2 separate regions of the Homo sapiens genome follow, and region 2 is linked to region 1. Evidence: chromatin contacts called from ENCODE Hi-C or POLR2A ChIA-PET data. All regions are on one chromosome and are shown on one strand. Each heading gives the region's core, a stretch centred on a gene start or an enhancer-like site at or near the end of the contact. The rest is flanking DNA. Distances are from core to core; before and after follow the strand shown.

Region 1 (4,494 bases), core at 687-3,186:
TTGGGAGGCCGAGGCGAGTGGATCATAAGGTCAGGAGTTCAAGACTAGCCTGGCCAAGATGGTGAAACCCCATCTCTACTAGAAATACAAAAATTAGCCGGGTGTGGTGGCAGGCACCTGTAACCCTAGCTACTCAGCCTGCTCAGCAGGCTGACGCAGGAGAATTGCTTGAACCTGAAAGGTGGAGGTTGCAGTGAGCTGAGATCACACCACTGGACTCCTGCCTGGGTGACAATGTAAGACTCCATCTCAAAAAAAAAAAAAAAAGGGAATATGTATTTACATATATTTGATTCTTAATATATAAAATATGAATATATACTAAATTTAAATATTTATAATTATAATTAAATATTTATATAGTTAATATATAAAATATAAATGTATGTTATATAGTGGCAAATAGATTTAAATATACTATATTTTAAATATATATGTTATATATTTTTAAAATATGTATTAGCCAATTTGATGGGTGGATAATTGTATATATCTCCAGTTTTGGTAGGAGAGTTAGGAAATAGATATTCTTATTGAAATGTAAATTAAATACCTTTTTGTTTCAGTAATTTGTAATCTATATTAAAATCTTAAGTAAACATACTCCTTGACCTAACTATTCCACATCTAGGAATCTATTTTGTACAATACTAGCAAGGATACAGAAAAGCATGCATACAGGATGCTCATTGTAGCATTATGTGTGGTGGCAAATAAAAGCACTTACTAGAAAATATCAATAAATTGTGGTGCATCATACAAAAGAATATCAAGCAGTCATTAAAAAAATAAAATGTAATCTGGAAACAAGTCTAACATATATTAAGTGACAAAAAGCCAAGAGTAAATGAATTTGTTCAATATCACTTCATTCTTGTAGATATATGTTTGATGCGCGGGTGCACACACACACACATTCACACACATCTATTTTGCTTTTTAAATCATGCATTATATTCATCAGTTCTTAACAGTGATGATCTTTAGGAGGTAAGGTGGTTAGAAAGAGGTGATTCTCACCTGGTTTATATATTTTTTTAATGATGGAATCATAAGTGAGCTTTTTTTGTGTTTCTTTCCCAGTATTTGAAATACAAATGAATAAATGACACCAGTAACTAAAAAAGGTCTTGGATCATTTTTGAGGTGGCAGACAATATCCAAGGTGAGCACCATGGCTGAGAATGCGCTTATAGCCACGATGCACAGAAATGCACACCTGAACACACATTCTCTCACATTCAGTTCAAGTCCCTTCACCTGAGACCCAGGGAACCACCAAGGTCTATGCATAGAATCCAAGAGATCTATCAATGTGGATGAAAAAAAAATTACATCTGCATTTTTATTAACCTCTAATTGAAATTTGTCAGTTTCTTTAACTAAGAAGAAAGGCAACAAGCCCCAGAAGTGGCAGCTGTACCTGTGACTTTGTCACCAGCAGAAATCACAGATTTATTTATATCTTATTACAATTGTTACAGACATCTCAAAATATTGTTTATGAACTGCTGTAGTCTGAAAATAACAGTGGTTTTAGGCCCTCCGCTAGAGCTTGTTCTTCAACACAGTGATAAAGAAGCTCTGAAATTTTTAAGTATTTTGATAGCTGTACCTGAGCAGTTGCCTTCTTTTGTCATCCTGTTTTTACAAAATTTTATGCATTTAAACATTATTTAGAAAAGGAATTCATAGGATTCACTAGACCACTCGGAGTGGTTATGGCACAAACATAACAAAGTTAAAAACCATTTATTGGGCTTTGGGAGAAAAACATCGGAATGCAGTAAACATGGTACTAGGTTGTAAATTAAAAGCTTGCAGCTTACTCTTTACATCCTGCCTGAAGATGGCCTTGAAGCCTTTTGAAAGCTTCTGCTCTGTAACAGGCACTTTTCCAGGAGCTGAGAACATAATGTTCAGTGAGGAAACAAGATTCCTGCTCCCATGGAGCTGAAATCTGCAGGAACAGTGGCAGGAGGGGAAACTGAAAATAAACAGGAGAGCAGATAAATAATTACAGCTAGACGTAAGTTCTCTGAAGAAAATAAAAGCTCATGGACAGGCATTTGGATTCTTTTCTAAGAGCATCAGGAAGGCATTGGATGTTTTAAGCAGGGTGGAAAATTGATTATGAGAAGAAAAATAATGGTGATTTGGAATATGGAGATGGAATAATGGAAATAGAGAAAAGTGGAAGAAATGAGTTATATTTGGTGGCTGACCAATGGTTTTCTCATTCCACTTAAGGAATAGGGGATTCATTCTAGAGATTCTAAAACCTATGTCCCCAAATCACTAATATATTCTGTAAATTTGACTACATGATAACTAAACAATTTCCATTAAAACATGAATCAAACTGGTTACTTGACATGATATAGAGATGCAATAGTATGGTTACTTAGAAGCTTAAGATGATAATTACAAGTCCTGTGGGAGATTAAAACCATATTCTGTTTGCAGACACAAAGAAAAATGAAACAAAATCAGCTTCTGTGAAAAGAATATGTTGACAGAGCATGCCATTTCAAGCCACCAGAAAAAAACAGGAATCGTATCATATTCAAAAGATTATGGAAAAATGTCTTGGGACAGAGCAGTGTTTTTCTTTCTTTTTTTCTTTTTTTGAGATAGACCCTCACTCTGTTGCCCAGGCTTGGGTGCAGTGGCGTGATGTAAGCTCACTGCAACCTCCACCTCCCAAGTTCATGCGATTCTCCTGCCTCAGCCTCCCAAGTAGCTGAGAGCACAGGCGTGTGCCACCATGCCTGGCTAATTTTTGTATTTTCAGTAGAGATGGGGTTTCGCCATTTTAGCCAGGCTGGTTTTGAACTTCTGACCTCAGGTGATCCATCTGCCTCAGCCTCCCAAAGTGCTGGGATTACAAGTGTGAGCCACTGCGCCCGGCCTGGAGCAGTGTTTTCAAGAGACGTGCAGGACCACACTTGCAAGATGGAGGCCTGCTAGTCAGTTCTCTGCAATGCCAAGGAGCTTTCATAATGAGGAGCCTCTGAGCTCAGTGACACAGAGTTCTCATCAGCAACAGCTGTGTGATTATTGCTGAAGCCTGGAAGCCTCCACAGCTTTGGCAGAAAGCCTTGTGTAAGAATATTGCTGAAAGTATCCCCAGGGATATGATATGTCACAATTATGTTGCTGCTTTTGTTGTTACTGTTGTCAGTTCTATGGCTACCATTTACTGAGCACCTACTCTGTGACCTGCAGTTTGCTAAGAACTTTATGTATAGTAAGTTATTCAATCCTCAGATAAGCTCACCAGTTAAGTGCTATTGTATGATGAGTTCAGAGAGTTTAAGCATTAAGCCCAGCACTGTCCAATAAAACTCTCTACAATGCTGGAACAGTTCTATATCTGTACTGCCCAATATGGTAACCACTTAGCCACGTAAGTTATTGAGCTCCTGACTTGTAGGAAGAGCAAATGAAGTGAATTTTTATTTACTTTTAGTTTATATAAATACAAATTTAAATAACCACATGTGGTTAGTGGCTACCATATTGGATAGCCCAAGTTCATATGGCTAGCAAAGATCAGAAGTAAGGATCCAATCCCAAAAATTATCTGGCTCCAAAATCATGCTTTAAAGATTAAAATACCAGGATGGGCATGGCGACTCACACCTTTAATCCCAGCGGTTTGACAGGCTGAGGTGGGAGGATGGTTTGAACTAAGGAGTTTGAGACCAGCCTGGACAACAAAGTGAGACTGCGCCTCTACAAAAAAACTTTAAAAAAAACAAAAAAAAGCCAGGCCTCGTGGTGCACACCTGTGTTCCCAGCTACAGTGGAGGCTGAGGCAGGAGGATCATGTGAACCTGGGAAGTCGAGGTTGCAGTGAACCATAATAGCACCACTGCACTCCAGCTTGAGTGACAGAGCAAGACTATCTCAAAAAAACAAAGCAAAAAAAAAAAACAAAACAAAAAGGTTAGTACTAGTTGTGGTGGTGCACCCTATCATGTTTGCATCATTAGAGCTTCCCAGTTACTGTGCTTACAACTCCTTTCTTGTCTGTAAGCCTAGAAGAGCATTGAATGCTCTATTTGTGTAGGCAGTGCTGCAAATTCTATTTGTGTAGGCAGTGCTGTCTACTATGGACATTTTGGTATTAGAACTCCCTGGTAATGGCCAGTGAGCTAACCAAATGTGGAGGGAAGAAGCAAAGCTAACAGAAAACTATTGGTGCTAGATATTTTTGATTTGTCCCTCCAGATTCACTCTCCATTGTTCTCTACTCTGTTCTGGGCTCAGGGAGCTGATACTCTATGGACTGCTTCCTTGCCCCCTGGCTTCTGGTTGGGTCCAGCCAGTGAAGGGTTCTAGTGGGAACTTGAAAGGTAAGAGGAAAGAGAGCTTCAGGTCTTTGTTCCCCCAGCTCTCTCCCTGAAGGGGCCATAGCTTAGCGATGACTACATAATTTTATTTGAAAACACAGCTTCCAGTGAATGACTCTCTCTGCAGCTGCAGGTC
Region 2 (4,494 bases), core at 815-3,314, 210 kb after region 1:
GGAATAGAATCTAACCAATATAATCAAAACTTATTATCATTCACAGGCAACAATCATTCTTTTATTCATTCAATAAACATTGAGTGTCTGTGATGGCCTGGGCACTGTGATAGGTCAACATTAGCATTTGTGACAGGAGAATTTTGGAAATGCAGTGCCCCATTCATTGGAGTGACTTTATGGTGGAAGCCACGGGCACATTGGCAAGCCGGCTTTTTGGCCCCTCTCAAGTCCGTTAACTCAATGGCCATTAACTCTGCTTATTTCAGTGGCTGGTCTCGCTGGCACCACTGCTAAAAAAAGTGACAGAATTTAATTCCATTATAAAAAAAAAAAGAAGACTTCATCTGGGGTTAGATGAATTTTTTCAGATATAGAGGATGCCATTTTTCTGACTGGGAATGTAAAATGTATGTAATAGAACTTAAGTGACCTGTAATTCAGCTTCACAAGAGAAGTTTACATTGGTTTCCGTGATGGGACTGGGACAATGTCTTTGTAGTTGTTAGTATTTTGGTCAGTATTTTTAAATAACTGGGTTTTTCTTTTCTCTGTTTCTTGCCGGTTAGCAAACCTATTTCTTTGGCCAGGCCTTGCCACTGCTGCACTGTTTCATTTTTTCTAACAGAACCTTGTCCTTATAGGTCAGGCAGGGTGACCATCATCTGCAAGCACTTTGTCCTCTCTGACTTCAAAACAACCAATTTATGATGACACGGACAAGTCAGGAGACTCAGAGCTAAAACGAACAGGATTTTGTAGATCTAATGAAGACTCTGTCAGGCCTCATTTTGATCTGGTTAATGAGGATCTGATTGAATTTGCCATCGTGAGGTCTTCTGGGCCAGTAAACGATTTCCCTTATTTTTCTGCACAGAAACAAGGATGAGGGCGAGTTGTCAGTGTAAGCATTTGTATGTCATAAGTTGTCAGACATCATGCATTTGGTGGATGATTTGCTAGGTCATCTCAGAGAGATCATTTAATCTTCTTGTGTTTTAGTTGTTTACATCTGTGAAAGCATAATTACACATATGGGGCTTCCAAGGAAAGTTTTATTAGTGAAAATATGTAAGGTGTATTAATTTGAGGGGCTTTTGCAAAAGAGCTTTGCATCACTTTTTGCTAGACAAAGTGTCATCTTGAGGCGGTATAGAAATTCGATGGCAAGATAGTCTGAGAAAAAGTGCTTGCCAAGGAAATATCAGATCTGAAGGAAGGGAGGGGTCATTCCTGGTATTCCATGCATTTGGAGGTGACTTCTGACAGGGCTTGTTGGTACAGTATTTTCTCTGAGAGAAAAACTGAAATCATAAGAACACCATTTGGGAGCCCAAATTCAATGTATCCACAATTAAAAAAGACAAATTCTTATATGCTCAGCTTCAGATTATGAATTACCAATAACATCTTGATGGTTTTGTTCTTTTGCTTTGAGGGGACTTTGGTGCTGAAAACACTCAAAACTCTGCTTTTCACAGGCAGCACGTAAACAACAGCAAACCTGGAAGATGTTAGTCCTTCAAGATGTGCAGGTTAGCACACTCTGGTTTCATTGTACTCTCTTATGATCCAGTAGCCTCAGATCCCCCAGACCAGGTATACTTTTATAAATACATACAGAACCAATCAATATTTATTTTTGGGTCACTAAAACTATTCTAGCAAATTCCTTAATAAGGTCTCTAGATGAAAATACATCTGAAACCAAAGAATAGTTTTGCTTTCACAACTTCCAGTTCCGATATTTTAAAACACTGATTTAAACCTTTTCATATGTAACAAGTGAGACTCGGGGGGGAACCCTGTATTTCACCTTGCTGCTTACCCACTCTCTTTCTCCTCCTTCCTCCACCCCCTTGAAACTGCAAGCATGAATTCTGTTGCTTTCATCTGTGTGAATTTCCCGTTGGCAGTGCCCCAACTCTCGGAATCATTCTGTTTCCCCCAAGGGAATCAGCAGATGTTCCTTGTGTGATTGATGTACCGTGTGCTGTTCGGCTTTGCCTGGGCTTGTCCACGTGTCCTCCAAAAATGTAAACAGAGGCGCTGCAACTGTGCCTCAAAGTGGCAGGCAGGGCGGCAAGTCGGTAACAAAACCAAACAAATGCAGGAAATGTTGCTCCTTCCTGCAGTATGTGCAGGAGGGTGGCTCTCTCATGATACAGTTCTAGCTGTAGTATCTGAACAAGGTGGGTTCTATGGTGTAAAAAGTCACTTGTTAAGTGCTGTGACAATTTGTCAATCTGTGTTACTTCACACTGAAAAAATTCCCAGCAATGTCATTTCTGCCAGTATCACGGGAAATAGTTATGTAGTTAAAGTTTTAAAAGCTAAGTTCACTGCATATTGTTTATAATAGTTCAAAAGTGGGATGGAATTAAATGTGTAACAAGAATTTGGTTAAAAAAATCATGATATGTGTCTGTTTATATCTCTTCCAGATATATCTATTTTTACCATTTAAAATGAGGGTGTAAAACAGTGGCCTTAAAAATTTTTGATTGTGGGCACCCTTGGGGAGCTCAATAAAAGCTGTGAACCATCTCCCTAGAAAAATCTCCATATGCTCAACATTTTCATGTAATATAAAGAGATTTAAACAGGAACCTGTCTATCACTCAAAGGTTAAGAACTCCTAGTATTAAGAATTTAGTAGAAATAATATTTAATAATTTAGATATATGGAGTAGTGGAACAAGCAAGTTATAAAAGTATGATTCAGCCAGGTGCAATGGTTCATACCTGTAATCCCAGCACTTTGGTTGGCCAAGGCGAGAGGATCACTTGAGCCCAGGAGTTTGATAACAGCCTGGGCAGACTCTGTCTCTACTAAAAAAAAAGAACTAGGTGTGGTGGCAGCATGCACCTGTAGTCCCACATACTCTGGAGGCTGAAGTGGGAGGATTGCTTGAGCCCAGAAGTTCAAGGCTGCAGGAAGCCACTGCACTCCAGTCTGAGAAACAGAGCCAGCCCCGTGCCTCAAAAAAAATAAATAAATAAAAATAAAAAAAAGACTATGATCACATTTTTGTAAAAATAACCCCACCATATATAGTTAAAAAAAAGGGGTGGGGGCTTTGAAAAGCTGAACATTTAGATGCTAATGATGGCTTCTCTGGGGATGATAAGTTTTCTCTGCAAGTCTTCTTTTCTCTTTCCCTTCCTCCCTCCCTCCTTTCTTCTTCTCTTTCTTCATTCATGTCTCCCTCTCTCCCTTCTTCTCCTTGTTTTCCCTTATTTGTATCTTCTAACTTTTCTACAATTAAACAAAAACTACCTTTATGAAAAGAAATATGTCATGTAAGTTTGTTTTAATTAAACAAAAATGCTGTAATCAGCTTTGGCAAGTATGTTAGAACATCTGGGGACATTTCCAGCACCCCTCTTCATTCACCGCATGGTGAAACACTAGGAAGAAGTCACATTAGAATGAAGGGACACTATTTCTGAGTGAGACATGGTTAGGGCCATATAAAAAGAAAGCAGTTAGATAGATATATTTTCAACATAAAATACAGATAAAACATATTTAAAAGAGTCAAAATGAATCAAAATAAATACGTGCCCAAACCATATGTGGTGACCAAAAAGGGCCAGCTACATGTAAACTTTAGCTTGACATCAAGAACATTTCTATTCTTGGAACGTCCTTTGGTGATACCTATGGCAAGTCAACATCTTAAGGGGTTATGAATCCAATATTCCTATTTCTTTCACCTTAGAAGGGAGAAGTTGTTCCATCTTTGCAGACCTTGTTCTCTCAGTTTGAAGGTGAAGTTTGCATTTCATCTGTTTCTTGGCAACTATCTTTAAGAAAACAAAAGTTAAGTTTTGGACTGCAAGTATATCTGCTTGGCATTCATGCTCTCTTTCTTGAGTAACAGGCCCCCCTTATCTTCTTCGGGTCACTCCCTTCTCCCTTTTTCAATTCTGTGGGTTTAGTGTGGCTGGCATCACCCTCCAGCTCCAGGTTGAGCACACGACTCAAGCTTGGTCAGTTTGAGTTCTCCCTCTCTCTCTTCCTCTCTATCTCTCTGCCACAGTGATTGGTCAGAGATGGAAGGGCATATGATCCAATAAATGAGGTATAGAGAGCGAGCTTTTGATAGGGCCAAGGTTTCTCAGGTGGGAAAATATAAGTGTAGAATTGTTCTGAAAAAAGGCTGCAGAAGAATGAAGGCAAAACAGCAAAACAAAGGCACAAGATGGAAGAAGGTGGGGAAAAAGATTCGGGTGAGCATCAAGACCTGGGGCTTCATTTCAGTGCCCAGGTCCATATGTGCCTGAATCTAACTTGCCGTTGAAGTTTTCAATCATGTGGGGCAACAATTTTCCTTTTATGTTTAGGTCAGTTTGACTGAGATCGGTTTTACTTACAATCAATTGAGTCCTGATTAATATACTGATTTAGTAATAATAATAATACTTACTGAGTATGTCTTAAGTGACAAAACTTGTATACAACCTTTATATGCATTCTCTTATTTAATT

What was found. A loop is a pair of places that touch in the nucleus more often than their neighbours do. ChIA-PET counts read pairs that join two places held with the same protein, here RNA polymerase II (POLR2A). Pooled maps may share reads with other maps.
Region 2: a loop to region 1 is called in a map of heart right ventricle, with 2.9 times the contacts of the local background. The contact joins two enhancer-like sites. A Hi-C loop is called at or near these places in 5 of 168 maps with a recorded cell type or tissue (HCT116, Right ventricle myocardium inferior, breast epithelium and 2 more) and 5 of 50 pooled maps. POLR2A ChIA-PET finds 5 or more read pairs at or near these places in 1 of 52 experiments (MCF 10A).

The regions. Positions count from the first base shown.
Region 1 is chr12:92,241,638-92,246,131 of GRCh38, reverse strand. No RefSeq gene overlaps it. Among named protein-coding and RNA genes, the nearest start is that of BTG1-DT, 98 kb to the right of the region's middle. Within about 2 kb of position 1,936, at least 5 of the 41 ENCODE cell types and tissues checked have a DNase peak (open chromatin) inside an H3K27ac peak, as active enhancers do; they include heart right ventricle, where a contact is called at or near this core.
Region 2 is chr12:92,032,586-92,037,079 of GRCh38, reverse strand. The region is part of intron 1 of LINC01619 (long intergenic non-protein coding RNA 1619); the gene reads left to right. Among named protein-coding and RNA genes, the nearest start is that of LINC01619, 110 kb to the left of the region's middle. RefSeq lists enhancers at 1,780-2,089, 1,813-2,107. Within about 2 kb of position 2,064, at least 27 of the 41 ENCODE cell types and tissues checked have a DNase peak (open chromatin) inside an H3K27ac peak, as active enhancers do; they include heart right ventricle, where a contact is called at or near this core.